7 separate regions of the Mus musculus genome follow, and regions 1, 3, 4, 5, 6 and 7 are each linked to region 2. The links are chromatin loops, found by intact Hi-C in ENCODE. Cell type or tissue: left cerebral cortex. All regions are shown on one strand. Region 1 overlaps Ncam1 (neural cell adhesion molecule 1). Region 2 has its middle 61 kb from the start of 2310003N18Rik. Region 3 overlaps Ncam1 (neural cell adhesion molecule 1). Region 4 has its middle 7.7 kb from the start of Ttc12. Region 5 has its middle 46 kb from the start of Gm38579. Region 6 holds the start of Ncam1 (neural cell adhesion molecule 1). Region 7 has its middle 120 kb from the start of Gm25633.

Region 1 (4,000 bases), 640 kb before region 2:
AGGGGGTCCCAAGGTTCTGGGGTGGCTGCTGCTGTGATTGAAATCATTATGGGCAATTTCAGAAAAACCAATATTGTAATTATTTGTAAATGTTGGTTTGCCATTCATCAGCAATAGGCATGTTGCTTTAAGAAGACCCCTGGGGTTAATTATACCTTTTGAGTTTAGCTTCATCTAGGATTCAATTTTTTTTCCCTCTCAAATATTTTATGTTAAAGCTGAACACAGCGCTACTTTAAAAATAAACCTTAACCAATAACAAATGCTCTGGGCAGTTCTGATATTTTTTTCCAGCAGACCATAAGTCCATACACGCATGGAAGAAAATGGTATGAAAAAGGCCGAGTCCTGTCAGATACACCATAGGCAGGCTGCTGAGCGCCCTCTTAAGAAACCGTAATTGAAATGGTTATTTCTGGCCCTGGAGATTACAGGCTCCTCCTGTGGAATTACTGGGCTTCTGTGCCCTTCCTTAAATCCAAGTCTGCCGCGTGCCTTCCCTCTCATCTGCAGGGCTCTGGAGATGGAAGAATCTTTACAACACAAACCACAGCAAGCCTGGGGCTTGGGGAAGAAACCTCTCTGAGCTGTGAAGGGACAGCGGGAGCCCCGCCCCGCTCCGGGAGGCCCAGTGCCAACAGTGTGCTGAGCATGAAAGACCAAGGGACAAACAGCCCTTCAAGGGCTCCATGCCTCCTCTTTGCTCATTCATTTTTCAATGTCTATTTTTAATTATGTATGTATTGTGTGTCTGCGGGAGCCTACAGAGGTCAGAAGGGGGCATCAGAGCCTCTGGAGCTGGAGTTACGGGCAGTTGTGAGCTGCTCAGTGTGGGGACTGGAACTGTCCCAGGTCATCTGCAAATGTACTAGTACTCTTAACTAACTGAGCCGACTCTTCAGCCCTTGTTCACTGTGCCTTCTCTTTCAAACAGATCTATCTGCACAGAGGTCTGCAGTCTCAGCTTTACACATGGATAACTACTGAATGGTCTAGAGTTTGTGTTGAAATCTAGAATTTTTACTATCAAATATCGTTGTTGTGAATTAAAAACACGGAATATTTTGCTTATCCCAATTCCCATTTCCCTTGTTATTTCTTCGGGCAATTTTAACCTTGGGTATACCTTTTTTATTCTATGCCTCTTTATACGAGTCCAAAATGGGATGATTTCCCTATTCACATGGGAAGCCTGTTTCATGTCTCCAGCTCAGACACATTACGGTTCCATCAAGGAACAGTACTGACAGGTCCTTTGGGGATTAGCAAATTGCCTTGGGGAATCAGGATTTAGAGTGATTAGGCCACTAATTCTCTGTCCTGAAATGGAGTTCTTAGCTAGAGATATCAAATGAATAACTCTAATGTGAGGTAGGCTTTGTCTGCTCTCGGTCTTTATAACTCTCCCTGACACTCCTCTGGGGTCCCTCCCGGGATTTCCCATACTTCTAAAGCTTAGCTCAGTTATATTAAAGATGAAGGTGACAATTTGTACTCGGCACTGTTCATCTCAAATGAGGTCTCTGGAGACAAGTGGCCTTTTTCTTTAGAGTTAAAGAGATGTCTGTGCTAAGGTGACCTGACCTTTGCCACCTGAGTCCCTGACTTCAGGGAATATGGAATATGTGGGTAGGGATGTGGCCAGTTTGGGGTTTTATTTATTTAAAATGGGTATGGGTATTTCGCCTGCACAAATGTCATGTGTGCCATCCCAGGGCATCGGATACTCTAAGGCTAGAATTACAGATGGTTGTGAACTTCCGTGTTGGTACAGGGAATGGAACCAAGGTGGTTTGCTGTCTCTCCAGTCTCAGTTCCTTAGGTCTTAGCAGAGACCCAAGGTTGACCTTGAACTTCGGGGGGACCCGAGCTCACTGAGGCACCTGGTGCGGAGTCCATTCCTGCCCAGTTCTCTTAGGAATTATGAATGTGTGTTGGGAGCAGGAGGGAGGGATTTGGATGACAAAATGCAAATTAGACAGCAACAAATGAACTCTGACAGACTGAGCCACAAAAACACCGATTCCATTCTTGTGGGTGGCATGAAAGCACCAACGGATTAATTGACCAATTATATTTGTTTTATTGCCCTTAAAAAAAAAAAAAACTGACCATGAAGGTTTCGCTTGTGGTTGTGGGGCTGATCCAGGCTGAAGAATTTAGGACAGAAATAACTATGACCGAGTGAACGCTGCTACTCCTTCTGAGCCACAAGGAGGCGCCACACTTCACTAGTTCATGAACATTGGTGTGGGTATTAAGTGGGCTACTGGGATGTTCCTGCCCTCACACTGGTAACCTTTGGAGATCCGGTCCCTACTCGAAGGCTTCAGGCTGATAATACTCCACTGCCCCTCTCTGAGGACCTTGGCTACAGCTACCTCTCTACCCTGGGAGCCGCCAGGGTGCGAGATCCTTCGGAACAAAGGCAATTAGAATAGAAAGTCTGTGTCGACCTGTCAGAGGCCGAGGCTCCAAACACACAGCTGTAAAAAAATAAAAATAAAGGAGGGCGTGGAAGGGGCGGTTAGTGATGTTTTCAATCTAAGAAGGAAGAGTGGGTGTTAAAGAATTTAGTTCGTCAGAACCAGCATTGCCTAACACAAGTCAGGGTCAGTAGCTAAAGAAGAAAAAAAAAAAAAAAAAGATCATTATGAAAGGGTGTGAAGGGAGCCATGCTCAGACATGCAACACAGTGACAGGGGAGCGGGCTTGTCACACTCATGCTGATGGTGGGAAACCGGAAGTCCCATTTACATAGTCCTTGGACAATGCCTATAAAGCTACTTCTCTGCAGAGGCACCTCAAGCTAAAGGTTCGGATATATGGGAAGGGGTGAGGGTGGGGCAGTAGGGGAATCTTAGTTTGCATAATGCAGAGTTCAGCTCACCCAAACAAATTCACTCCCTGCTGCCCTGTGGTAGGGACTTAAGTGTCTTCTCCACCACAGCTATTTGATGATGGGGGATGGGATTCAGTCCCTGCCTTAACCTCTCTTCTCTTCATTCAGTGTTTCATGATGGAACATAGTAAATAGCGTCTGGCTGATGGGCAGAGTTTCCGGTACTTGTTAAAAGCATCCCAGGCGATTTTGGGTAGGAGCAGATGGATAGAGAGTGGAATGGGGAAACACCTGACTTCATCAGCTGTTCTATGTACGATCCACTAACAAGAGCGATACTATTAGTTTATTTAAAGCATCTGAAATCAGGCCCAAGTCACTTAAATCCTTACTAATGACCAGGGGAGGGAGGTGGGAGCTGCCCTTAAAAAGCTTCACTCTCTTATTCTATAAATTTTACTTGCGCTAACTTCTCTTATCCCTCCTCCCTTTTTTGGGTTTTGTTGACCACTCCTGAAGATGGACCTCTCTTCAGGAGTGAACAAATTTCTTAGTTTCAATGCTGTGCTCCACTTTATCCTGAATCACAGCAGTGCACTGCAATAGCCAAATTTGTTTTTAAAAATCTCATCAAATTTCAAATTCAAACTTCAACATCTGCATACACTTAGCATCCTACAGGGAAGTCCCAGGGGCTATTTTTCTAGACCACTAACCATTTAGCAGTCACCATGACTCTGAAAGATGTCTACCCCTGCTGGAAGCCAACTTAAAGGAGAGAAAAGTCAATATATTTGGGGCAGGGAGTCCCAAAATCTTTAAGATTTAGTAATCTTAAACTTCCAATATTCTCTTTCCAAAGACTGACAGATTCAATACCAACTTTTAACATAGATCAAATTATTACTGTGGCTTGCAAGGTTTTTGGGACTTTTCTATTTCGTTGCATACCACGTAAAATATGAGACAAGTCATTGTTGGAGATGAAGGTGCCTCCTCTGCAAGTCCAGGAGTCTGGGTGTAAATGGGACTGGCTTTAGGGTCATGTTGCCACAGCTACAAAGAGGAAGTCCTCAGTGACTGTGAATGGAGGGAGGAGGAGAGGGGATACACACAAGGTAACAAATACAGGGAGTGTGACTCAGACCAGGAACAAAG
Region 2 (4,000 bases):
TTGCTCAAAGAGGAGCAGGAGGGAGGAGAGAGAGGAGAGTGCTAAGGGGGAGGGCAATCAGAGGTGAAAGGGGAAAGGCCTCCAAGGGCAAACCTCCATATGAAACTGAACATGGTCATTCAGACATTCGGAGGCCCCAGGATCTTGCCCAGAACTGACCCAGATAGGCCACTGCCTCAGAAAGACCTATCATCCTCTCATGGAGTCTCTCCCCACCCCCTGGAAGTTATCTTCTTGCTGAAGATCAAACCCCTCAAGGGTTCAGGGCAACAGAAAAATGCAAAGCTTGCAGCTGGGCATGGTGCAGCAAACCTGTAATCCCAATACCTAGAATTGCTTCAGCTTCAAAGCCAGGCTAGGCAGCAGAGAGTGACACAACCCCCAAACAAACAAACAAGAATGGAGCTTGCATCCTATCAGAGTTGGGATAAGTTAGGTGGGTTCTCTCCAGGGGAATTAGCCCCTCCACCTTCACCTTGCTTCTTCTTGGTCTCACAACTATGGAAAGAACTCCTTTTTAACTCAAACCAACAGTAGCTTTGCACTGTTCCAAGGTGTAACCCTAGAGCCCCGGAGCAGTCTGGTGACAAAGGGAGATGTTATACTGTAATGGAAACACACCAACTCAAGAGATGATAAAGATGACTAGAGCCCTTGATTGTTGACACAGAGGCTTGCTATGTAGCTCAGGCCGCCCTAGAGTTCACAATCCTACACAGTCTCTGTGCTGTGTGCTGGGAGGGCAAATTTTGACCATGAGAGTCAAAAGTTTTGATTTCGCAATTGAATTGGATCCCATATTAAGTCTGACCCTGGACAAGGGATGTGAGCCTCTTCAGCGTCACCAGGGCACTGTGAAGAACGGTTTATCTAGAAACTCTCAGAGTATGCCTCCCAAGACCTCCATTCAGAAGAGATCCAGTTTCCCTGGCTGGAGAAGCCATTCTGTAAGAGTGCGATTCAGTCTGTGTCATTCTAAATCAATATTTTCATTGTTGTCTAATACTATCCTTGGAATCTTGACTTCATTTTCTTATAGTCCCACTTCCCTCAGAGTTGTACGAACTCCAAACCTTATAAAACCTGGTTGTATTGCTCATGGCCCTCAGGGGGTTACTCAATTAATGGGTAAAATGAAGTGCACACATACACACACAATGTGATTGGTTTGCAGAAAGCCAAGCACTGTTGGCCACAAATGATTATGAACAGAGTGCTGGGCTCCCTCCCTGCTAACCCAGGTAAGGGTGGGTCTAACACATGGTATGAACCTGACTGTGCTCTGCAGCCAGGCCCTAGCCAGCTAGCCTGGGCCAGAATCCTTAGTGACAGAAATGTTGTTCTGTGGATAAGCATCCAACTAGCTTTCCAGGAGGCCCCAAGCCTAGTCTTCCTTTTGACACGAAGCAGATTCCCCTTCTCTAAACCACTGTTTATATTTTAGCCAAGTGTCCCACATAAATCTCAGATCCAACCACCAGACTCTTTGGCTGCTAAAGAAAAGACAAAGACCAACAAGAAAATGGCCTAATAAGGAGTGTTCATAAAAGAGTTGGGGTGTCTCTGTAAAAGGCTATTCCAGGGTCAATTCCACACAACCCTACTGTGAGACTCCAGTATTGGAGGCCAGGATAGCGTTGAAAGCAGCTTCAGAGGGAAAACAAGGTTGTTTCAGAGAACCATGGCTCAAGCCAGGGGAGTGGGGCTGTGCAATATACACTTGGTTCAGGTCAGATTCAGAGAACTTCCTGAAGCCCCTGCTCCAGAGCGCTAGCTAGGAAACACACAGATTTGATTTCAGTTCAAATCTCTCCTATGTATGACTTCGTTTCCTATCCCCCCCCCCCCCTGCCCTTCACCCCCTCCCTCTTCCCTTTCTTTCTATAAGGAAAATAGAACGTAACTTTGTAATGGCTTTGTGGTCCCATAAATTAATATTAGGGTTTGGTTCAGAGCTCAGCGTAGTTATGTGGTAAATTGTGGTTTGGGGCTCATGGTCTGGATGAGGTCTCTGATTTGAAGGCCTGGAAGCTTGCAGAGTGGTGGCTAGAAAGAGCTCGGAAGAAACCTTTTGCTTGTAGGAGGAGTTGGCAGCTGAATCGAGCTGGACCTATGCTGACTCCCGAATTCTCCAGCCATTGCTTCAGGCTTGGATGCCCCTGTTTCTTTTCAGCCATAGTCTTGTGTAGTCTAGCCCAGAGTAGCTGTTATTTTTAAATAATAATTAAAAAGAGTGAAAGTAATCTTTGGGGAATGCAGGAAGGGAGAAAGTATCTTTATATTTAGACATTCTGGACTTGATTATAAATCCTGGAGCGTGGCCGCTCTGTTGGGAATTGCTTCTCTAGGCAACCCCTTCCTACATGATTAACCGACTACTGCCATCTAGTGGATTTGGAGGCCTTTGCCACACTAACTCCTAATGGAGGAGATGTGTGCATTGATTTTAAAGAGAAGCCATACTTAATTGGGCCCCTGCAAATCTTAGGATGGCCCACTGGTAAGGATTAAGAATCAGTCACTCTTGGATATTCCCCTGACTCCCCTGCACAATGTCTATGCTTTGACATCAATTAAATGAAGAAGGAGGAGGAGGAGGAGGAGGAGGAGGAGGAGGAGGAGGAGGAGGAGGAAGAAGAAGAAGAAGAAGAAGAAGAAGAAGAAGAAGAAGAAGAAGAAGAAGAAGAAGAAGAAGAAGAAGAAGAAGAAGAAGAAGAAGAAGAAGAAGGAGAAGAAGAAGAAGAAGAAGAAACATCAATGGGAGTTTATTTGGCAACTGACCAAAATCACTGTTACCCATTTACTGTGGGTAACAATCTTACTTACCAATTCCAGTTTCCCACTGAGGCTATAAACAGGATCATGGCAGTCCTTGGGCAAGACCAGAAGAAGCCCTTATTTGGAGGGGGAATGGGGGATCAGAGCCCTTGTAGCCATTTTCAAACAAACTGTGCTTTGGACTATTTAAGAAGCCCCAGGTTTCAGCCTCCAGGCACTAGATAGATACAAAGAGTCTTCTATAGATGGGATAAAAGTGTCTGGGGTGTGAACCCTGGAACTTCAGATGTAGCAGAATTCAAGATCACTTGCAATGTCTCTTCAGAAGGTAGATACATAAATATTCAGAGAAAGAGTTTAAGAAATAAACCAAATAGACAACACTAGAAGTGTGCAGTTTCAATCTAAAGCTGGATGTAGAGCTAATCACACACACACACACACACACACACACACACACACACACACACACACACACACACCAAGCCTCAGTCCTCTCATCTGGAAAATGAAGGCTCTGTTTAATTACCCTTCTGAGCACTTCTAGATGAAGTTGTATATGCTCAAGTTTTGGGAATAGCTCCAGGTCTGAGAGGTTGAACTGAGGGATCTTTTACACCTCACAAGGAGCACTTCCTACAGAAAGTGAGAGTATTTCACTTGAATGAGAACTTGATCAACCCATGGTGAGTTAGGTCATCCTGGTAGTTATGGATAGACCTAGGGGAAAGGCAGTGTACTGAGTCTCTTCTTGCCTTAAGTCACCGTGTGACCTTAGCAGGTTCTTTATATAATAACACTAGCTTTCCACAGCTAAAAGATATCCACAGTAGCTTTGATCTCATTTTCTTCTTAAAGGGTAGTGGAAGTATAAACAAGCAGAAGTGCTTCTTGAAAACCACAATATGGTTGGGAATGGCGGTTACACACACTTATAACCCAAGCACTCAAGAGACTGATGCAAGATTATCAGAGTTTGAGGCCATTCTGAGACACACTGCACAATTATCTTAAAAAAAAAAAAAAAAAGCTGAGTTGGGAAGGTATCTCATTGGGCAGCGGTGTCTGTTGTGCTAGCATGAGGAGCTAAGTCCCCAGCCCCTCTGTAGAATAGCCAGGCAGCTACATGTGCCTGTAATCTAAGCATTGGAGTGGTCAGGAAGAAACAGGAAAATCCAGGGATTTACTTGTCAATCAGCCATGTCAAAATGACAGGCTTCTG
Region 3 (4,000 bases), 550 kb before region 2:
AAAGGGTTTTCAACCCCACAGGAAGAACGACAATATCAGCCAACCAGACCCCCCAGAGCTCTCAGGGACTATGGCTCCAACTGCATATGTAGCAGAGGTTGGCTTTATCATGCATCAATGGGAGGAGAAGTAGAGGTCCTTGGTCCTATGAAGTCTCGATAGATGCTCCAGTGTAGGGGAACTGAAGGCAAGGAGTGGGTAGGTGGATGGAGGAATACCCTCATAGAAGCAGGCAGAGGGAGGATGTGATAGGGCGTTTCTGGGAGAGAGAGAAACCAGAAAAGGGGATAACATTTGAAATGTAAATAAAGAAAATATCCAATAAAAAGGAATATCTTAAACAACAACAACAATAAAAACCATCCTTCTTATCCTCATGACCTTAGAGTTCTGCCTTTGTCTCAGCAGACAATTTACTTTCTTGATAAAAAAAACAAGGGGACAGAAGGGACTTTTAGTTCCCCCTAGGTGAGTCCCAAGAGAGACTTACTTCTCTGTGGGGTACATATGTGAATGCTTATGCATGTGTTTATCTCTGGTGTCTCAGTTTGGGTATCAGCCTGACTGACGTAAAGAATACTTAGAAATTATCCTCACTGTGCTTTTGGGTATCTGTGAGATGACCCCGGAGAGATGGTATGCAAGTCTGAGGACAAGACCTGCCTTTAGTACAGGTGGGCAACATATAATCAGTAGAGGGTCCAGAAAAGATGAATTTGAAAGGCAAAATGCCCTCCATTTCTGAGAGCTTACAGAGATTCCTGCTGTGCCCTTAAGAAATCAGAGCTCCAGGTTCCTTGACCTTAGGATTCCAGGACTTGGACCTGTAGCCCTACTCTCCGAGGCTTTTAGAATTAGAGTTTCAAGGGGGTAATGGCACATGTTCTTACTCCCAGCACACGGAGGGCAGAGGCAAGCAGATCTCTGAGTGTGAGGCCAGCCTTGTCTACAGAGCAAGTTCCAGGACAGCCAGGACTACACTGAGAAACCTATCTCAAAATAAATAAACAAATATTAAAGAAACAATAGAATAAGAGTTATATAGCCAGTTTCCTTGGTTCTGAGACCTTCAGGCTTGGGTTGAAACACACAACTGTCAGCCTAGGGTGTCTGGTTTTCAGAAAAACCTGTTGTGGGGTTTACCATAACCTTAATCTTGTGACTCAATGAATCATAAATGAATCCCTTCTTATACATTGATGTGCATTCTCCATTTGTTCTCTCTCTGCAGAACCCTGACTAATACACTATCTATAGTGACTCTGCTGTCAACAGCTTCTTAAGTACCCACCATATGCTGCTCCCTGCACTTCAGAATGCATTATCCCATTTAATCTTCACGCACTTCCTATGCTATCTCAGCAAAGGGCTCGTTCTTGGCATCTGCCAGTCTCCCTAGAGGTCTCCTTTCCTCTTCCTTTACTGTATTCTCCCCACCTGCTCCATCCCTCGGTGTACCACTATGCCTAGGACTCTCATCTAGGAATCCCCAAACCTCTCCTCAAGTACCCGTCTGCTCTAGCTAGCCTTCAAGATCATTATTTCTCATAACAGCTCGACGTTGAAATAGCAACCTTTGATCATTATCAACAAACTCATCCTTCCCACTTTCTCCTTGAGCCACTGCCAATCAGAGTCTGTCTGAACAATGTCACGGAAAGTGACAATGTATGTCAGTTCTCTTGCTGGAACTACTTGAGGACCCACTCAGATATAAATAGTGCCAGAGCCCCGACATCCATTATCCCGTGCTGTACTTCCTTGTATCTTCAGTAATACTGTTTGTGTTATACACATCTAATGGATGCTCCACCCTAACATGAGGATGGAAGCATGAATGATGTCCACTTGGTGTTTCTAGGTTCAAACACACAGTAAGAATTTTGTATTTATTTAATTAACAATCAAATTCTAAGAAGCCTCTTAAGGTTGTATTCTCACCTCCTTTGAATCACGGAGAAGAGTGGGGTTCAGTGTGGCTACACAACTTTCTTTAGGTTACTTGCCTAGCGAGCAGGGGTAGACACAGACCTCAAACCCAGACCTGATTGTCAAAGATAGCTCTTTTTGACCCTTTTTGCTCCTTCTTTTCCCACTGACATCACAGACACCTATACCCAGAAGACAGGCTCCTAAATTTACTCCTCTAGCCCAGGCCTGTCTTCTTAGACTCACAGACAGATGACCTCTTCAATTTTCATCTGAAAGCCTCTGCCTTTTGCAAAACTCATCCTTGTATTTCCCATTCAAGCCTGTTCTCTCATTCATACTCAAGGGGGCGCCATCTCATCATCTGCTCACATAGCAAATGCTTTTCTACCTCAAGTAACTCGGAGTTACCAGTTGTTCCGCTTCACTATCTGTGCCTTTCCTCAGAACTTCATCAGTGGAACTGTCCCAGCTCAGGCTTGGGCAGTTCTCACCTGGACCAGTGGCTATTTAATGTGTCTGGTTTCTTTGCTCTGGGTCAAGTCTCAGGGACTCATTCTTCTACTGATATCAAGGCCATCTGTATACTGTGCAGGTATCATGATGCCATTTGGGGGGGGGGGGGGTTGAGGTGGCTTGGTCTCCCACCTAACAAGATGCTTGAGTCAAAGCTCCCAATGTAAGATGTAAAGATGTCTCTGGGTTTCATTGAAGCTATGTCCCATATCTTCCCTGCAGTCTGTTCCTTGAGCATGCTCCCTGTCCTAGGCATGCTGTGCTGCCTGCGGTTCAAGGCACTTCACACCTGTCCTCTCTCTTTCCTCTGCTGGAAGGAACACTTTCTTGATGGCAGCCCTCTCTAGGAAGTCCTACATAAAGCCTGGTCTTTTCAATTAAGTCTTCCCTGATTCTTAACACTCTTCCCACAAGCTCCTGCTGTGCATTAGCGCTTCCCTAATGTCACATGGTGCATCTTTACTTGTCACTTTGACTATCTTCCTGCCCCATTACTTGCCTGTCTGCTTACACATTGCCCTTCACATTTTTTAAAAGAGGGACCAAAGGTTTTATATATGCATATATGTACTTGTACAGGTACATACACACACACATACACATATGTTTATATATGTGCATATATATACAAATATATGTGACAATATAATAGTGACTATACAGTAGTTTTGCTTTTGGAATTTGTATATGTTTTTATCATTGTGTACATGTCTGCATCCATGTGCTCATTTATAGATGGCTGCACTCACCATATTGACTTTGGGTATCTTCCTCTACCTCTGTCCACTTATTTTTTTGAGACAGGGTTTCTCACCGAGCCTGGAGCCTGTCTTGTTGTTTGGCTAGACTAGCTGACCAGCAGGTCCCCAGGATCCATCTGTCTCTGTCATACCCAGAGTTGAGTTACAGGCATATGCCAGCATGCCTGTCTTTTACACGGGTGCTGAGATCAGAAACCAGGACTCAGTGCTTGTGTGGGTAGCTCTTTACCTACTTAGCCATCTCCCAGCCTCAATAGTTTTGTTGGCTGGACCACTAAATAATATTTAAAATTCTCTATGATTATCTACTGGTGCCACTTTCATGAAGAGCATGAACAATGGCAAAGTCGCCCTGGCTAAGGATGGGCCTGGTATGCACAGCGCAGAAAGCATGCAGAGGTAATGCCTGCCTGCCTGCCAAGGCAAAGGGATCTGAAGGAGAACATGTTGGAAATATGCATTTTTCAGCACTGCACCAATATTTTTAGAACACATTACCCTGACTCCTTTCACATGTTGGCTTGGAGACGAGAAGTTGCCAGGCCATGTGTGACAGTTGCTGTCTCCGTTTGCTATAAAAAGAAAGGGAGCCGGCATGTTTCAAGCAGAGGAGCTCAAACGCGGAGTTGTGGAAATGTGCCATGGCCCCAGCAAGGTTCTACAGCTTTTACACTTGAGTACCATGTGCAAAGACAGGGCCTCACCACCAGGACCTCCACATGTGGTGTGTCAAAGTTGCAAAGCCTGAGCTCTGACCTTAAGGGTTGAAAACAAATATTCATTTGTTTAGGGCT
Region 4 (4,000 bases), 680 kb before region 2:
AAAGTTTGGGGACAGGGCGAAGGGAGTCTTTAGGCTTCTGGTCCTACACTAGCATCTCTCACAACTTTGACTCATTCATTCATCTTTCACTCATTCAACAAAGGTATTAATCAGCTCTGGGGCACACCGGAGACTCGACAGCAGGGAGAAAACTGTGCTGAAGATCTGAGAATGATGGCCCAAGGAGACTATGATCTTCCGTGCAATCCTGGAAGAGGTGGTGTTAGAATGTTAGGGAGTGAATTCTTCAAAAGAGTTTTGTTTGCACTCATTCAACACAGCAGGAAAGAGAGAAGAGACTTGGGAAACTGCAAGAGAACAGGGCAGGACTCTGTGGGCCGAGAGGAAGAAAGGGGATTCTGGGTAGTGTAGTCCTCAGTGAACCACACCATTGGCCTGTCTTCTGATCACTCTGTGTAAGGAAGCCTCAGGGTTGGAGTCTGTCGTGTCTCTGCTTCTAATCCTCAGCAGAGCTGCTGTGTTCCAAATTGTTTCCTGTGACATCCCCAGGAGAAAGTTGGGCCAAGAGAGCATGCTCAACTGTCACTTTTGAGTTTCTCTGCTATACTTATAGCTCTTAAAATAGTGCCTTAGCTCAAATGGTTATTGCGAATGAGTGTAAATTGAGTAGTTTATAAACAAACCTGTGTTTTTATGATTCTGGAGACTGGAAGTCCACCATCAAGGCCAAAGACATGGAAGCTTGTGAGGAGTCACTTCCTGGTCCCTAGACAGCCACCTTCTCCTCACGTAATAGGAGTGGAAGAACACTCCTGGTTCATTCTCATGACTGATTTACCAGCCAAACGCCTTACCTCCAAATGCACAGCACTGAGAACCAGGGTCCCAACCCATGAACTGCCCGCAGCACACAGGGATCAGAGCACTGCATTGAACAACTTTGCCCCTAGACTTTGATAACTCTGCATATATCTGTTGCGACAGCCTATTTCTACACCCTAGTGTCTTTTCTAAGGGAAGGGGATTCATAGAGCTATTTTGGTTTTAAATACATCTTCTCCAGCACACTGACTCTAGTGGGGAAAAGTGCAGAGATGATTGGTTCTAGAGAGTTCTCAGGCCAGGCAAATCCCTGGGGTTCAAGGTTGAGTCGGGCTTGATGTGCATGCCACCTGTTGCTTTTAGCCCATGGAAACTCAAGACTTCTCTTTCTATGGGTTCAAATATTTTCTTTTATACTAGAAGTTTCTGTAACAGTCATAGCTGTATGGGGCTAAGGAGATGGCCCAGCAGTTAAGAGCAGGCCCTTGCTGCTTTGGCAAAAGACCTGGGTTCAGTTTCCAGCACCTACATGGTGGCTCACAGTTTCTTATAACTCCAGTTCCAGAGGATCTAGCATCCTTTTCTGGCTTCCTTGAGCACTGCATGATCGTGGTACGCATACATATATGCAGACAAGCATTCATATACATAAACACTCCCTCCACAAAACTAAGAGTAGAAGAGCATCCTCAAAGAAAATAGAAAGATTACTAAGAGAAGGAATAGGAGGGATCCAGGTTGGTACCCACCCAGAGTTCTGGGGATTGGGAGGAGAGGTAGAGATGCCAAAATTGAGGGCAACTCAAGCTGAGTAGTGAATCCAAGACCATCCTGCGTTATAAAACAAAACCAAAGAAACTCAACATAACAAAGAGAGGGAGAGGGAGGGGTAAGAGGAAGGGGAAGGGGAAGGAGAGATGGAGCAAAAGGGAGGAAGAGAGCAAAGGAAAGTAAAAGGAAGGGGGAAGGAGGGAGGAAGAGGGGAGGAGAAGGGGAGAGGGAGGCCAGAGGGAAGGAGAGAGAAACAGACATCATGTGGGTAAGTGAATTTGTCCACTACAGTAGTTTGTTGTGGAAACTACGATGGAATTTTGAAGAAGCAGAGACACTAGAAACCCTCACTGGAAGCCCTCCACAGGAATTACTGTCGTAATAAAGTGTTCATATTCCATGCAAGTGTGTGCTCTTTTATACCGGGATAAATCAGCACAGGATAACATTACCTCTTTTGGAATCATCAAAATACACAGCTTAGTGGAGGAGGAGGATGTGGGAGAGAGGAGTAGACAAGGAAGAAAGGCATAAGGGGAACCCTAATTTTCAGGTTTCCTGCAAGACAATGGCTTTCCCCATTGTGCCAAAATTTCAGGCTAGGCCTTGTATTCCTGTGATTCTTAACATAGCCACTAGATGGCAGTCCCAGTCTGCTCTGTGTGCTTTCCGGTCAGGCCCCAGCACTGGAAATGGTTGCTAAGATTTCCCCCAGGGAGCCTTAGCCTCTTTGAGCCTCCTGCCCGGCTGGGAGCGGCTGTATTTTGAACATAGAGGAGCTCTCTGGTAGATCATTGCCTATAAAGGACTTCAGCAGTGTGTCAGGATTGCAGATTTTGGCAAATCTGCAGTTTGTAGAACTGCAAAGAGAGAGGGTGTGTCTTTATTGTCTAGCTTCAGTGGGAAACACTAGTGGACACTTGCCATACTCTGGCTGTCCAGACGTTGTTGAACAACTTTATTTAGTCTTGACCAAAAGGTGGCTTTGCTGAGCCTTTCATAAGTGTGGGGTTGGGACTGAGGGGTGGTTGGGAATGGGGGCAGGGCTGGGGCTGGGGCTGGGGCTGGGGCTGGGGCTGGGGCTTGAGGCTTTTGGGGCTTGGGGCTTTGGGGGCTTGCTTGGGGGCTTCCTTGGGGACTTGCTTGGGGGGTTGGGGGCTGGGGCTAGGGCTGGGGCTGGGGCTGGGGCTGGGGCTGGGGCTGGGGCTGGGGCTGGGGCTGGGGCTGGAGAACAGTTTGGAAGCACTAATGGAAGCTTTGGGAAGCCTGTTCCTTTGGAAAGCTGATGTTAAGCACATTCTCCAGGCCTGGAGAATGTTCCCTCCCACAACCCGGCCATCCCACCAATATTCACTTAGTACACCCCTTGTTTAGTATAACTAGCCCAAAGCCACTTGGACTGCTCTAAGCTAAAATCCATTGAGCAAAACAGATGTGCAAGCCCCATTCCCCTCTACATCTGGAGCACTTCTATGTAGCAGGGGCCTTTGTGTTATGGACGAGGTAAACATGTTCAGCAAAGAAAAGTACTTGGCCATGATCACACAGCTGGGCAGTACCATAGCCAGGACTCCAGTGGGAGCCGTGTTTCTCTGCAGCCCACAGTCATTGCAAAGTCCGTCAAGACAAGGACAGTGTTCACCAGATTCATCACTATGCCCTCATTACCCAACACAGTGCCAACCTATAGATAAATAAGGCTGTGGCCTCTCTGGGGCTAAGTGCTGACTAAATGGCTACTTCTGTTCTTCAGGCCCCTCAGGGTCACGCCCCCTGCTCACTCCAGCCTCCCTGGGCATCCTGACCTTTACCAATGACCATTTGGAACTGAATTAATGTCCAGGACTTTGGCAGGTGGCCTTGAACAATGGCCGCTGTTACGTTGGCACCTGCTTTCTTGGATTCTGGTTTCCAGGCTACAGCTCAGGCTGGATGCTGTCAAAGGATTCTAGAATCAGAATAAAGCCTTCGGTATATGATGGGTCAACCTCTTCTCGATTCTGAGCAGTGGTCACCGCCCTCTGCTTAGAGACACTGTGTCCTCTCTTACAGCCATGCTGACTGCTGGTTGGTGCTGAAACTTCAGTCTTGGGCTGGTGACATTACTGAAAGGTGATTGATCATGCCAATGACATCAGTGGCTTAATCAATTTAATAAAGTAATTTGCAAAGCGCAGCCTTATGAACTAGAAGTGAAGTTAGCAACTATGAAGCCCCTGCTTTGACGCAGATGCTGTGTACGGTGGTAGTGGATCAAATCCGAGAACAAGATGGATTCAGGACGTGCCCTGGGGGAGTTTGGAGTTCAGTAGGAAAGAGATACATCAAGTCATACATGAAATACATAGGGTGCTTACGATGGGCCCAGAAGGTGTGCTAACGGTATTTTAGATCATCCATCTGACACCAGACACTGTGCCAGAGACAAACTTTGGTGCCTTCTTGG
Region 5 (4,000 bases), 270 kb after region 2:
CCCTCTTCTTCTTTGTTTTTTTAACTAGTCCATTCAGTACTACCTGTGCATAAGTGTAAGGTGCCATTGCTGGACTCTAGTCAATGTACCATCGTGGCCACAACCTTGAATGCATTACATAGGAGAGCAGGGGCTGGTCTTTAAAGTAACACTTGGCCTCTGCAGTGAGGTACTCCCACCCAACAGACAAGAATATTTATATTTGTTATGAACAGAACATTAAGTTCCTTGAAGAAGTCTGCAAAGAACCCATCTCCAAGTGGTATTTAGGCCTTGCTGCCTGTGGTGGCTTGAATGTGCTTGACCCAGAGAGTGGCACTGTTAGGAAGTGGGGCCTTTTGGGAGTAGGTGCGTCCTTGTTGGAGGAATTGTGTCACTGTGGAGGTGGCCTTTGAGACCCTCCTCCTCGCTGCCTGGAAGATAGTCTTCTCCTGGCTGTCTTTGGATCAAGATGTAGAGCTCTCAGTAGAAGGATGTAGAGCCCCCTTCTCCAGAACCATGTCTTCTAGGGCACTGCCATGCTTCACGCCTTAATGATAACGGACTGAACCTCTGAACCTGTAAGCTAGCCCCAATTAAGCGTTGTCCTTTCTAAGAGATGCCTTGGTCGTGCCGGGCGTGGTGGCGCACACCTTTAATCCCAGCACTTGGGAGGCAGAGGCAGGCGGATTTCTGAGTTCGAGGCCAGCCTGGTCTACAGAGTGAGTTCCAAGACAGCCAGGGCTATACAGAGAAACCCTGTCTCAAAAAAAAAAAAAAATTGCCTTGGTCATGGTAGGATTTCACAGCAATGGAAACCCTAACTAAGACGCCGCCTATCGGTTCTTTCCATTCCTTCTCTGTAAAGATTCCTGAAGCTTGATTCCAAGGCTCAGCATTATCCTGGTCAGTGTGGGCCCTTCCACACCCATGGGCAGATCCACCTGATGCCAGATTCATGATGACCCATGTTCATCTTGTCCAGTGTCATCCCTAGCATATCTCACTCAGGCTATAGGGACAGCTCTCCACAGTAACTATGGTCACACACCAGAGAGCACTTAGGCAGACAGTACAAGAACCATCCTCCCAGGTAACATTTGTTCCCAATTTTACAAATGAGTCTGAGGAAAATTATTTTTCCCAATTACTATGATGAATGGCAGAGAAGAATCAATTTCTGGCTTAAAGTTCATTGGAGCCTACCATGCCATTTCCCTAATCCAAAAAGAGAGAGAGAAGAGAGAATAAGTCCATAATTTATTGAAGTATGAGAACAGAGACTGCCTTTTTCACAAACTAAATGAGAATAAAGCAAAGACACCAAACTAACCATCCTGTCCTCAGAGCTCACCAACCCCCCTAAACCTTCACAGATCCGATGGAGGCTCCTCCAGGGCAACCAGCTTTTTAATAAAAAGAATCCTGACCCTCCCAGGCAATGTGCTGGTCTTGGGTTTGCCTGGCAGGGACCAATTAAAGGACCGCCCATCCTATTAGCATCTGCAGTTTCTACACTAACCTTTCTCTTGCCTAGAATGGTTTGACTAAGCCTGAGAAATCTAAGCTCTAAGGAGTCTTAAAGAAAGGGCAGTATTTCTTTCTTTCTTTCTTTCTTTCTTTCTTTTTTTTTTTTTTTTTAATCTCCAGGGGTTTCTTTTTAATCTTTCTCCCCTGCCCCCCCTACCCCACATACACACAAACCAAACAAGTCTTCACACCACACCGAGGCAGCAGTGTACCAAGGACCCTGGCTAAGCCTGGGGGTACCTAGCTCCATGACTTGCTTCCCACAAATCATAAGGACTAAACCAGGGTGTGTCATGCCCCACGGATTGATCTAACTCCAGCTCCCAAGCCAGCCCCCTCCCAGACGCATCGGACTGCCTCACGTTGCACCTGAGACCGTCTTCGCCCCCAGGAACCCTTCTCCCTGCAGGGTCAGCCTAGCCCCATGCCCAGAAGAGGAGCCGCGCCCACCCGAGCCCTGGTGTTGTGGTCCTCCCTGCTGGGGCTGCACCCTGGCTGCTTATGGGCCGCTGCTGCCACCTGTCGGTTGCCTGTCTAGAGCAGCGCTCTCAAGGAGGCCCTGGCCCTGCAAGAAGACTTTACTTGTAGAAGCTTCCTGAAGAAGGAGACATCTTCCTGTCCTATCCAGGTCACTAGTGCTGCCCCTGCAAACTGGACTTGCAGATGTATGTGTTATGCCTAGCTTCTCCTGGGTTCCTTCCAGAGGCGTACCCCTCGCCCTTCTTAGCCCAGATCGATCCCTAAAGACCACACACCTGGCTCCCAGGTACCTCATAGCCACCAGGACCTACAAATCTGGGCAAGCTAGAAGCTAGCCCTTAGCTGAGACATCCTGGGGGCACAAAGAAATACAGGCAAAGGTCGTTTAAACCCAGATGCAAATGTCAGAATTCCCCAGAGCAGAAACCAAGAAGCTATTAATTAATAAACTAATTAATACTATCACAAGTTCCCCCAGGTATCCCCAACAGTAAGGCAGCTTGGAGACCCACAAGAGCAGTAGATCTAAATGACCTTTTTGACTCAAATACACGACTGTTCATCGTGTGTCTTATCTTCTGCGGTCTTCACAACAGCCTATAAAAAAATAAATATTAACCCTGCTTAATAGACAAGGAGCCAGACTTACGGAAATGCTAGGCACTGGAGGCTGTGCAACTGAAGTGGGCGGGGCCAGGAACAGAGCTTTACATATGCATGTTTATAACCCCAGTGCTGGGAAGGAGAGATAGGTGGCGCCGAGGCTCACACATATACACACACACCTGAGTCTATGGGGGAAAAAAAAAAAAAAAACAGACAGCAGCCTCTGCCCTTGGGATAAGAAAGATTTTCACCAACTTGCCCAGCAGCCTCTTTGGGTCTCCTACCTAGTTAAGCCTACTCTAAAGTCTGTATCCTAAAGACTGTGTAGCCACTAGAAGAAAAGAATACATGCAAACTGGAAGGGATGGTTTCGTTTCATTCTTAGTCACAGCTACTTTGGAATGGGGTGTGTGGCTAGTGAATCCTGCAGAGCTTCTCGGACCCTGGAAGTAAGTTAGACACTGGCTGCCTCCTTGGTTCCCATATTGACGTTCCAGGTTTCTAGCGCAGGCGCGCTGCTCTCTCTTTCTGTGGATGCAACGAAACCATAGGCTTCATGCCCTTGCGGCCGTGTTTTATCCACAAATTCCTTCTTCCTTACATTGCTCTCGTCTGGTGTTTAGTGAGAAAAGTGACCAGTACGCTGGCTTTCAGCAACCCCTGAAAAGTCAGCATCAAAAGTTATCAACTGAGTTTGAAAACTCAGGTATCAAAAGGAGCATGGATTCTGCCGCCGCGACCATACAGCGTCCTAAGCTGGTGAGTCATTTGCATAGAGTCATCTTAGGCCTTCGACTTTTCTGTGGGACTGTCTAAACATGTGACTCCTTAGCATCCAACACAGCTGTGGGGTCACCGCAGGTCCCCAAACCCTCAGCTCCAGGTTTGGGAACAGCTTGGCGCTACCCTTACATGTGGTCTCACCTCTCCCCACGCACCCCAGCTCTGCTGCAAAGACCTTCTCTCTTCCTCTGAACTGGCCAGGCCTCCTCCCACCACAATATATTTTGTCCTGTTGGTTTCTTTGCCCCGGTGGCACTTCTCCAGGTTTTAGCAGGCTTAAGCGCTTAGTCTTGGAATCCCCATTCCAGTACAACCACCCTACCCATCCGGAAGCCCACTAGGCCCCATACCCAAACACTCTCCTCAGATCAGCCTGCCCTTGCATCCCCTCAATGTCTGCAATGAGCCTGCTTCTTTTTCAGCTTTCTTCTTTTCTGTCTCCCTGAGACAATGTGCGCTTTATGAAAGCCAAGACTCGTCCACAGAACGGAGGCCAGCACTCCGCCATGATACAGTGATTGTTCTGTGAGTGAACACAGTCACCCTACACAGCTCAGACAGGTAAAAGATATGAAGACTGTTCATCGTGTGTCTTATCTTCTGCGGTCTTCACAACAGCCTT
Region 6 (4,000 bases), 370 kb before region 2:
AGTGGTTTAGTAGCTCATGGATGTACTATCAGCACTGTAGCTGAAGCAAGAGGATTCTAAAATGGTTCAAGGCCAACCTGGTCTAGATATTGAGTTCTAAGCCACTAAGGGATACTGTCCCCAAATAGCCAAACAGCAACTTAAATAAAAAGAGGGCCATAGTTCCACAATTCTAGATTATAATCTCCATTTGACTTTAGTCTTGTTACAATTTAAACGAATTCTAAGTTAATCTCAATGTTTTTTTAGCTAAACTTTATGGACAGCAGCATGTTTTTGAAAAAGGCTGTGAGTGGCGAAAGGTTTTCTGTATAAGTATGGCTTTGTTACAGTCATTTAAATTTTGTCCAAATTTTACACTTCCTCTTGTAAATGAAAACCAATGTCAAAAGAATAGAGGTCTGTGTAATTACTCTCCCAATACACCTTTTTGAACAGCATCTTCAACTGCTTAGCAAGGGATATGAGGTATATTTTATGTATGTTTCCTTTTGTACTAAATTTGCTCTTTGTTCTAAGTCTGGTGTTATCTTGTTAGAAAAACAGTGCTGCCTAATCCTTAACTTTTTCAGGTTCGACTAGCAAAGGACTAAAATTGTCAACTAAGCACGTGGTTCCAGATCGTTCAAGCACAGAATTCAGTCAGCCAGCCAGCATGCAACAAATGCTGCTTCCACAATCTCAGATTTACTATGCAATTATGCAAGCTGCCTTTTTATTTCTAAAGGGCAGAAGACACCTACAACATCTGATTCATTTGCTATGCACCAGGATATTTATTAACGAGTGCTATGGATAGCGTTTCTTATATGTTAAATTCTCATGCTCACCAATAACAGAGTTTGAATTATATATACCATTGTCTGTGGATACTCTACAGCATTTGCAGCTTAATGACGGGGGATATTCATATATATCCTTCTTTTATATCCTTCCAAACCCTTTGGTCTGAATTCTCTAGATTTTTTTTTAAGCTGGTTAAAACAATACTTTAATTGAAAATTCTCTTTGTAAAACCACTTTCTTTTGTTAAACAGGCTGGTATGTGCTTCTTTCTCTTCGTCCTCGCCGCCTGGGTTTAGGGGCAGAATAAGGATTCTTTCGTTCCAGGGAACACTGGTTAGGATGCCAGTCTTGCCTGAGCATCCAGTATCACGCCACTGTAGGATTCCCTCCCTCAGCTCCCACCAGGATAGGAACACTGAGGGTTACACCCATCTCCATTATGGAGAAGACCACAAGGAGATCCTAAAAAGACGCATCATGGAAGATTAGGTCTCCATTGTCATGCTGCTATCCAGAAGGATGGTCTCAGTAAACACACCCTAAGAGGAGGTCACCCACAGCACCACAGGGAAGGGCACGCCTCTGCCAGTCCAGGGCTTGGTGGTGGCGAGGACCCATTTGGCACGCCCTGTCAAGACACGCCCTACCACACCCCGCCACGCCCCTCCACCCCAGCGTCTAGTCCTTGGCCAGAGGGTCAGCGCAGGCGCGTCTGCTCTCCGGGACACAGCTTGGGAGCTGCTGTCTTCTGCACTCGCAAGCGAAGCGCTCCGTCGCAACTGTGCGCCATGGACAGGGAGCCTGAATGCTCCAAAGCGCCAAGAAAGAAGCACGAGTGGGCGAGAATAAGCTAGCTGGACCAAGAGATGTCCCAGGGCCTATCCTTCTCCATTTTACGTCCTCGAAAACGGCCGTGCAGCTAGGGGCAGTAACAGGGCGGGGTCTCTCCCAACGGGAGGCGAGCGAGACCGTTAAGCTAGAACACCCGGGGACCATCCTGGCAGCTTGGGCGCCACCCGCGCCGCAATAAAAGCCTCTCGCGGCTTCCCGCCCAGCCAGCCTCGCTCTGATTGGTCGCCGATCAGAGTTGGCTGGAGGCGGTGGCCCAGCTCTGCTCTCTTGCTGCCCTCGGAGGGGGGCGCACTGGGTGCTCCCGGGGCCGCTCTGTGGGCTCCACACCCAAGGCTTAGAGATCTGGACCAGTACAGCCACACCAGGCAGAAGCCACAGCCATGCGCGGTCTCCTCCGCCTAGCCTGCTTTCAGCTGGTGCTTGGCAGCACACGCCCCCCCCCCGCCCCAGCTGTCGGCCCATCCCACCCAGCTCTCGGCGGCCCCAGTGCCCTTTGCTTCCCCCTCTCCCAGTCCATTGGGACGCCAAAGCACAAATCCTTGGGTGGGGTAGGGGCAGCAGCTGGAAGGGAGGGTGGGCACACTGAGGAATTTTCCAGGGAAAGCCGAGATGGAAATAGCCAAAATGCAATGCGCCCCCTTCCCGAATGCTAAGGATCTCTGGGCGGTGGCACAGCCCTCGCCACCCGCGACAGCGTCGCTACGGTCTTTCTCCCGAGCTCCCCATTGTTCACACTTTGCCAGGATCAGGAATATCGCCCAGAGAAAGGAAGAGGTGTCTTGGGCAGCTGGCTACCTGCCATTCTTCGCTGGCACCGTGCAACCCTAGGCTCTCGGTGCGTGTAAAGGCACACGCGCGCACACGCGCGCGCACACACACACAACCAGGCAGCCCCGATCACGCCCTCCTCACCCTCCGCCCCTCTGCACTTCCTCCTGTCAAAACGCGGCGCTGGACCCTCCCATCCCTCCGTGCTCCCGGCCGAGGGCAGGTTTTGCAACTACCCAGCAATTTGGCAAATGAAAAACTAACGTCATTTGCACGGGGGTGCAGGAACGACCACAGGGCCCTGCGGTGCTGCCGGTGGTTGCCCCATTTTGCAAACCGTTATTCGGGGCGGGGAAGACGGGGGAGTAAGCGAAGGCTGCAAGCCTCACTTTACCCCAGCCCGGGACATAACGGTGGGGGTAAAACTGCCCCAGCCTTATTGTTCACTCTTCTCGAAGCTTGACAAACACCTCTAGGTGAAAGATGAGCCTGGGGGGCGACACCACCCGAGCCACGCATCCGCCACCCGCCTTCGGGGAAGGGGAAAGCAGCGCTGCCCATCACGGCAGCATCCCGGTCCCCATACCCCTGTCCCACCTCCGCGGGCACACAAGTGGGAAGGGCGTGCGCGGCCGCCACTGAGCGGGGAGGCAGCCGCGTCCAGCGCCGTCCCGGAGGGCACGGGTTTGGCTGGCCAAGCAAGGACGATACGATGCGCTCCCTTCTCAGCTCAGTGAAAATGCTGTCTTTGCTTTACACACAAAACCAGCCAAAAGAACCGGGCTTCTCGGGGATAGGGAGAGAAGACAGGGGCAAGCGGACAATTAACAGACCCGATGTAGATTTTTTTTAATTAAATTAAATTAAAATGTACCTGCAGTTCCCAGGAAAAACAAAGTCCAGATGAGATCCTTAGTTCGCAGCATTGTAAACTGCCGGCTGGGAGGGATGTTCTGGCCGCGGTAAATTCAGTGCCTTCCCCTTGCAAGCGACTGTGGACGGCGGCGGAGCAATGGACCGAGGAGCAGACAATTGCCAGGCTGGGTATGATTATTTTTGCAGAATTGTTTCTTGCCAGCCACTGCCGAGCTGCGTTCACGCGCTGAGCGGAGAATGAGTGACAGTCCCAGCCTCAGCACACTCGCAACTCGGAGATCCCTGCGCTGGCCCGGGTTGGCTTTGATGGAACTGGGGATGCGAGCGACGGGCGGGGGGCGGAGGTGAGAGCCTCACTGTGTCCTTCCACCACGCCGACCACAAATAGTTCCTAACATCCAGGAGGTAAGAGACAGGGGAGGCAGATGCGGCTGCCTGTAAAACGCGGCCTGGAGTTACCAAGGGAGCCGGGCTCTTTCACAGGGAACCTTCCAGGCAGAGCTGGGATTTCTTTTCACCCTTTTCCTTCATTCACGTCTTTGGAGATCATTCTGCCCTCCGGCGTTCCTTAATCAGGAATTTGAACGTTTTTAATAATTAGGGGGAAAAAGAATTTTAGATTCGGTTCGATTTTCAAAGTTGTGGACACCCCCCCCTCCAGTTTAGTTACTAAAGTCCTTGCAATAAAAAGCATATGGCTGCTTCTGCTTCTTCTTCT
Region 7 (4,000 bases), 220 kb before region 2:
CTCTCCTCTGATACTTACTCTGGAGGGTCAGTGAGGTTTGGGGAGCAAGGAGTGGTTCAGTTAAAGGCTTGCTGCTTGCACGGATGTAACACGATTCCATAGGCCATAATTGAAAATCTATTAACTCTAGAAACCAGTATTTCACATAAACCTCTCCAACCCTGGCCATCCTGCAGTGAGCACTCCCTCCTGTTATTCTCATAAATCAACCGAGATAGGCTGGGAACCGATCGATGAGAAAAAATTATGCCACAGCATTAGATTTCATCATACACAACTTGAACTATTACTTTTCTGTCCTGTGGTATAAGGAATCATGAGAATTAATAGTCTTTCTCTTCCCAAATGATGGGTTTATGACGCAGTGTTACCTACATTCTATTTCTTCCTTAAAACCATCAATTAATTTAGGGTACTTATAACTGCTCAGTTACTTCCTGAAATTAGCACCATCATTTAGCACCACCGTTCCCTCTCCCCAAAAGAGGCTTAATAGGAATTTAAAATAATGATGTGCTTTTACAGGTTTTGGCCACCATCTAATGCCTAATTCAGAACTATCTGCCTTGTCAAACTCATCTGTCTGACCTTCTCTGTAGATGCACTTGTCTCAACTTCATCTTCTTAGAGAAGCATCTCTAAGGTACAGATGAGTAAACCCCAAGGTCAAGGTGACTCTGTAGTGATTCTCCTCTTCCTCGGGCATCCCTAACTTCCCTGGCTTGGATTATAAAATCTGGCTACTTTGAAAGAAAAATGGTTTAGAAGTGAAGTCATTTGAAAGCAGAGCTCTCAGCAAATCTCAGTACACCAATGACTAGAGGGTAGAGTGTAAGTAAAACACTAAAAGGTAGAGAGAAGTTTCTGCTTAGTGGAAGACCAGTGGTCCTGGACAAGGACAGGAAGCAGGAAGGATACAGAGCAGAATCCCAAGAGTCTCTGAGGCAATTAGCAAAGATTTGTTGAGCAATTCTCTCTCTACCTATTATGCTTAGTTGTCATTTTAAAGCTTTACTGTATTTATGAATAAATCTTGGGTTTTCTTGGAAGGAAGCAAGAAATTCTTCCCAACACCCATGAGGAGTTCTTTCCTCATCATTCTCAAAGCAGTGTCAGTAGGTGCAAACAGAAGGAACATGTCCTCTGGGATCGTTCAGTCACTCGCTGTCAGAGATAGGATAGTACTTCGGAGAATTAAGAAGAAATACAAAAGCGACAAGATGTAGCTGTGGAACCTACATGTGTGTCATTGTGTGAGAGATAAGGCTGTTGAGCAAGCATCTAATTATTTAGAGAAAAAACTAACAAGTTTCTTTTTTCCCTGGGTTTAAATGCATTGCCTGGGTGCATATGTGTGTGTTACATACATGCAGGGCTCATGGAGGCCAGAACAGAGCTTCAGATGCCCCAGCACTATATTATAGGCAGTTATGAGTTGCCACTGTAGATGCTGGGAACCAAATCCAGTTCCTCTGGAAGAGCAGCAAGTGTTTTTAACCTGGTGGCTCTCAACCTTCCCACCTCTGTGACCTGTTAACACAGTCCTTCATGTTGTGGTGACTCCCCACCGTAAAATTATTTTCATTGCTACTTCTTAACCTAAGTTTGTTACTGTTATGAGTCATAATGCAAATATCTGTGTTTTCTGATGGTCTGAGGTGACTTCTGTGAAAGGGTCTTTCAACTCTCAAAGGGGTCATGATCTACAAATTGAGAACCACTGTCTTAATCACTGAGCCATCTCCCAAACCCAAGAAACATTTTTTTTTTTAATTTGTAGGAAAGAATCCTTTATTTGTAGACAAGGCCAGAAGAGGGAGCTTGTCTAGCTGGCCTGATTTCTAGGAGTATTGTGCAGACTAGAACTGGTTTCTACCTTCCAGTGCTCTGGAAGCCAGAGTGTGAACTCACACTGGCACATTTGCACAAGTGCGAATGGCTGAGCTGCTGTAAGTGTGCAACTTCCTCCCGAGATTCCCTCCTCTTCCAACAAGAAGACTTGCCTCCTCTTCAACCTTTTCTGCGACCCAAGGCTGCAGGGCGCTGCCTCCTTACAAAGACTTCCTTGCACAAGTTACTGATAGGCAAGGGCTCTGAGACTCTCTTTGTCCTGAGAGTTTTGGTCGTCGTGATCTCTCTCTCTCTCTCTCTCTCTCTCTCTCTCTCTCTCTCTCTCTCTCTCTCTCTCTCCTCCTCCTCCTCCTCCTCCTCCTCCTCCTCCTCCTCCTCCTCCCCCTTCTCCTCTTCCTCCTCTTTCCCTTCCTCCCTCCATCCTTCTCCCTCTCTCTTTCCCTCTCCCCTCCTCCTCCTCCTTCCCTTCCTCCCTCCATCCTTCCCCCTCTCTCTCTTTCCCTCTCTCTCTCACCTTCTCTCTCTCCCTCCTTCTCTTTCTCCTTCTCCTTTTAACTAGGCTATATGACATGTGTATCAATAACTAGATGAAAGAAGTGAAGAATGTCAAGTCATCATAGTATAAATCAGGGACAGAATAAACCAGAAGGGAAAAAGGCAAGATTGTGAGACATGGGGAGGTCACAGACAGTCAGATGCCTTGCTGCAACAGTAATTCCTAGACTCAAGTGAATTCAGACTCCTGGGTCCCATGATGTTTTCTGATATTCTTATAACATATCCTACAGGCTGCTTAAATAAAGGAATCATACGCGGTTAATTTGTTGGAAATTAAGAGAGGATTTAAAGGGTCTGGAGCCATGGCCCAGCGGTTAGCAACATGTGCTGCTGTTCCAGTAGAAGATGGGGGTTTTGTTCCCAGTGCCCACATTGGGCTTGTAACAACTGCCTGTAACTCTAGTTCCTGTACTCAGGCACACGCACGCACACACACACACACACACACACACACACACACACACACACACACACACGCACACACACACACACACTCCTACCCTCACATAAACATTTTTAAGAGACAGTGGGGATTTAAAGCATGCTTCAGGAATAAGCAAATATGAAGTTTTCCTTCCCCATAACAGAGAGGGATGCAGGTGCTTTGCTTCAGTGGAGAATTCCCTGCCTGGCTCAAATCCTGCTTTGTCCTCGTGTGGTCAGATTATTGAGTACTAGCCCAAGCACAGTGGGGCTGGAAGATGATCTTGAGCAGAGGTGAGTACAGTGGGAGAGAATGGGAGACTGTGATGGAGGATGGATGGTTTATTAAGAGGAGGCAGGTGATATTTATACCCTAGGGAGAATGGCTGGTTGGGCTCATGTGGTGGTATGTTATTGGTTGAGGCAAGAACATGGAAAGTGCTTCATTTGCATACTCAGGAGCAGCAGGGGCCAAGGGGAAGGAACCTTATAAGGTTATATAGAAAAGAAATCCAGCCTCGGATGTTTCAGTCCAATGGTCAGATAAATGGCATAAGTCCAGCCCGAATAACCCTGAAGACACATGAGCTATGTGTATCATTTGCTATGTGTACCGGGGCTACCCAGTGCCCAAGAAAGCCTAGATGCTGGCATCTCTTGGCACCAGAGCAAGGTGGGGAAGCAGCCAAACTCCTGCCACCCTCCAGGATGAGAAAATCTGGGCTTCTAGGCATGCTTTGATCCTTCTCAGTTCCAGGGCAGCCCTGCAGTTCTTCTTGCAGTGCCTTGTGCTGTCCCTCGCATTTGGAAGAACCCAGAAGCTGCTGTCTGAGTCCTTCCTGCCCATGGAACCTTAAGACAAGCCAGATGCTTTAGTTAGGAATCCGAGTTTCTGTACTAATGTGAGCCCATTGTGAACCAGAGTTCCCAGAAAAGAGCCAGAGCTTACCCTGAGCATTCTGTAACGCTGGTTGATTGATTAGAACTTCACTGTGGTAGAGAGGTTCACATGCTACAAGTCCAGAATCAAGTTATCTTGGGCCATCTCTAGACCCGTTAGTACCCTTATATTGCCCTCTTTTGAATGCAACGTTCATCTTTGTGACTATGTGGTTGGTAAACATTTTTGGGCCATACAGACAGATCCCTAGCTTCCATCAACCCATAG

The links. A loop is a pair of places that touch in the nucleus more often than their neighbours do. Peaks named below come from ENCODE experiments on the same cell type or tissue, not always from the same donor. Only the 100,000 strongest peaks of a DNase experiment are listed, where the experiment ranks them.
Region 1: a loop joins it to region 2, with 2.4 times the contacts of the local background. A loop is called at or near these places in 3 of 42 quality-filtered maps.
Region 3: it touches region 2 in a loop (6-fold over the local background); 16 of 42 quality-filtered maps call a loop at or near these places.
Region 4: a loop joins it to region 2, with 6 times the contacts of the local background. A loop is called at or near these places in 21 of 42 quality-filtered maps.
Region 5: it touches region 2 in a loop (2.4-fold over the local background); 7 of 42 quality-filtered maps call a loop at or near these places.
Region 6: a loop joins it to region 2, with 9 times the contacts of the local background. A loop is called at or near these places in 9 of 42 quality-filtered maps.
Region 7: it touches region 2 in a loop (2.8-fold over the local background); 4 of 42 quality-filtered maps call a loop at or near these places.

Annotation. Positions count from the first base shown.
Region 1 is chr9:49,526,906-49,530,905 of GRCm38, forward strand. All of the region lies in intron 13 of Ncam1 (neural cell adhesion molecule 1), which reads right to left. All of the region lies in intron 2 of Gm11149 (predicted gene 11149), which reads left to right. Among named protein-coding and RNA genes, the nearest start is that of Gm11149, 11 kb to the left of the region's middle. In left cerebral cortex, a CTCF peak has its summit at 2,213 (motif pointing right); DNase peaks (open chromatin) are centred at 685 and 2,258.
Region 2 is chr9:50,169,894-50,173,893 of GRCm38, forward strand. No RefSeq gene overlaps it. Among named protein-coding and RNA genes, the nearest start is that of 2310003N18Rik, 61 kb to the right of the region's middle. In left cerebral cortex, a CTCF peak has its summit at 2,394 (motif pointing left); a DNase peak (open chromatin) is centred at 2,364; H3K4me3 peaks cover 400 bases; H3K27ac peaks cover 383 bases.
Region 3 is chr9:49,615,125-49,619,124 of GRCm38, forward strand. The region is part of intron 1 of Ncam1 (neural cell adhesion molecule 1); the gene reads right to left. Among named protein-coding and RNA genes, the nearest start is that of Gm11149, 99 kb to the left of the region's middle. In left cerebral cortex, a CTCF peak has its summit at 2,266 (motif pointing right); DNase peaks (open chromatin) are centred at 1,335, 2,289 and 3,755; H3K27ac peaks cover 1,547 bases.
Region 4 is chr9:49,491,934-49,495,933 of GRCm38, forward strand. No RefSeq gene overlaps it. Among named protein-coding and RNA genes, the nearest start is that of Ttc12, 7.7 kb to the left of the region's middle. In left cerebral cortex, a CTCF peak has its summit at 2,192 (motif pointing right); a DNase peak (open chromatin) is centred at 2,205.
Region 5 is chr9:50,436,256-50,440,255 of GRCm38, forward strand. No RefSeq gene overlaps it. Among named protein-coding and RNA genes, the nearest start is that of Gm38579, 46 kb to the left of the region's middle. In left cerebral cortex, a CTCF peak has its summit at 2,034 (motif pointing left); a DNase peak (open chromatin) is centred at 2,028; H3K4me3 peaks cover 341 bases.
Region 6 is chr9:49,795,398-49,799,397 of GRCm38, forward strand. It overlaps Ncam1 (neural cell adhesion molecule 1), which reads right to left and starts at 3,672. Exons shown (of 19, transcript NM_001113204.1): 1 at 3,281-3,672. The coding sequence starts at 3,332. In left cerebral cortex, no CTCF peak of the experiment used is centred here; DNase peaks (open chromatin) are centred at 651, 1,161, 1,553, 1,860 and 3 more places; H3K4me3 peaks cover 3,217 bases; H3K27ac peaks cover 2,726 bases.
Region 7 is chr9:49,945,235-49,949,234 of GRCm38, forward strand. No RefSeq gene overlaps it. Among named protein-coding and RNA genes, the nearest start is that of Gm25633, 120 kb to the left of the region's middle. In left cerebral cortex, a CTCF peak has its summit at 1,820 (motif pointing right); a DNase peak (open chromatin) is centred at 1,831.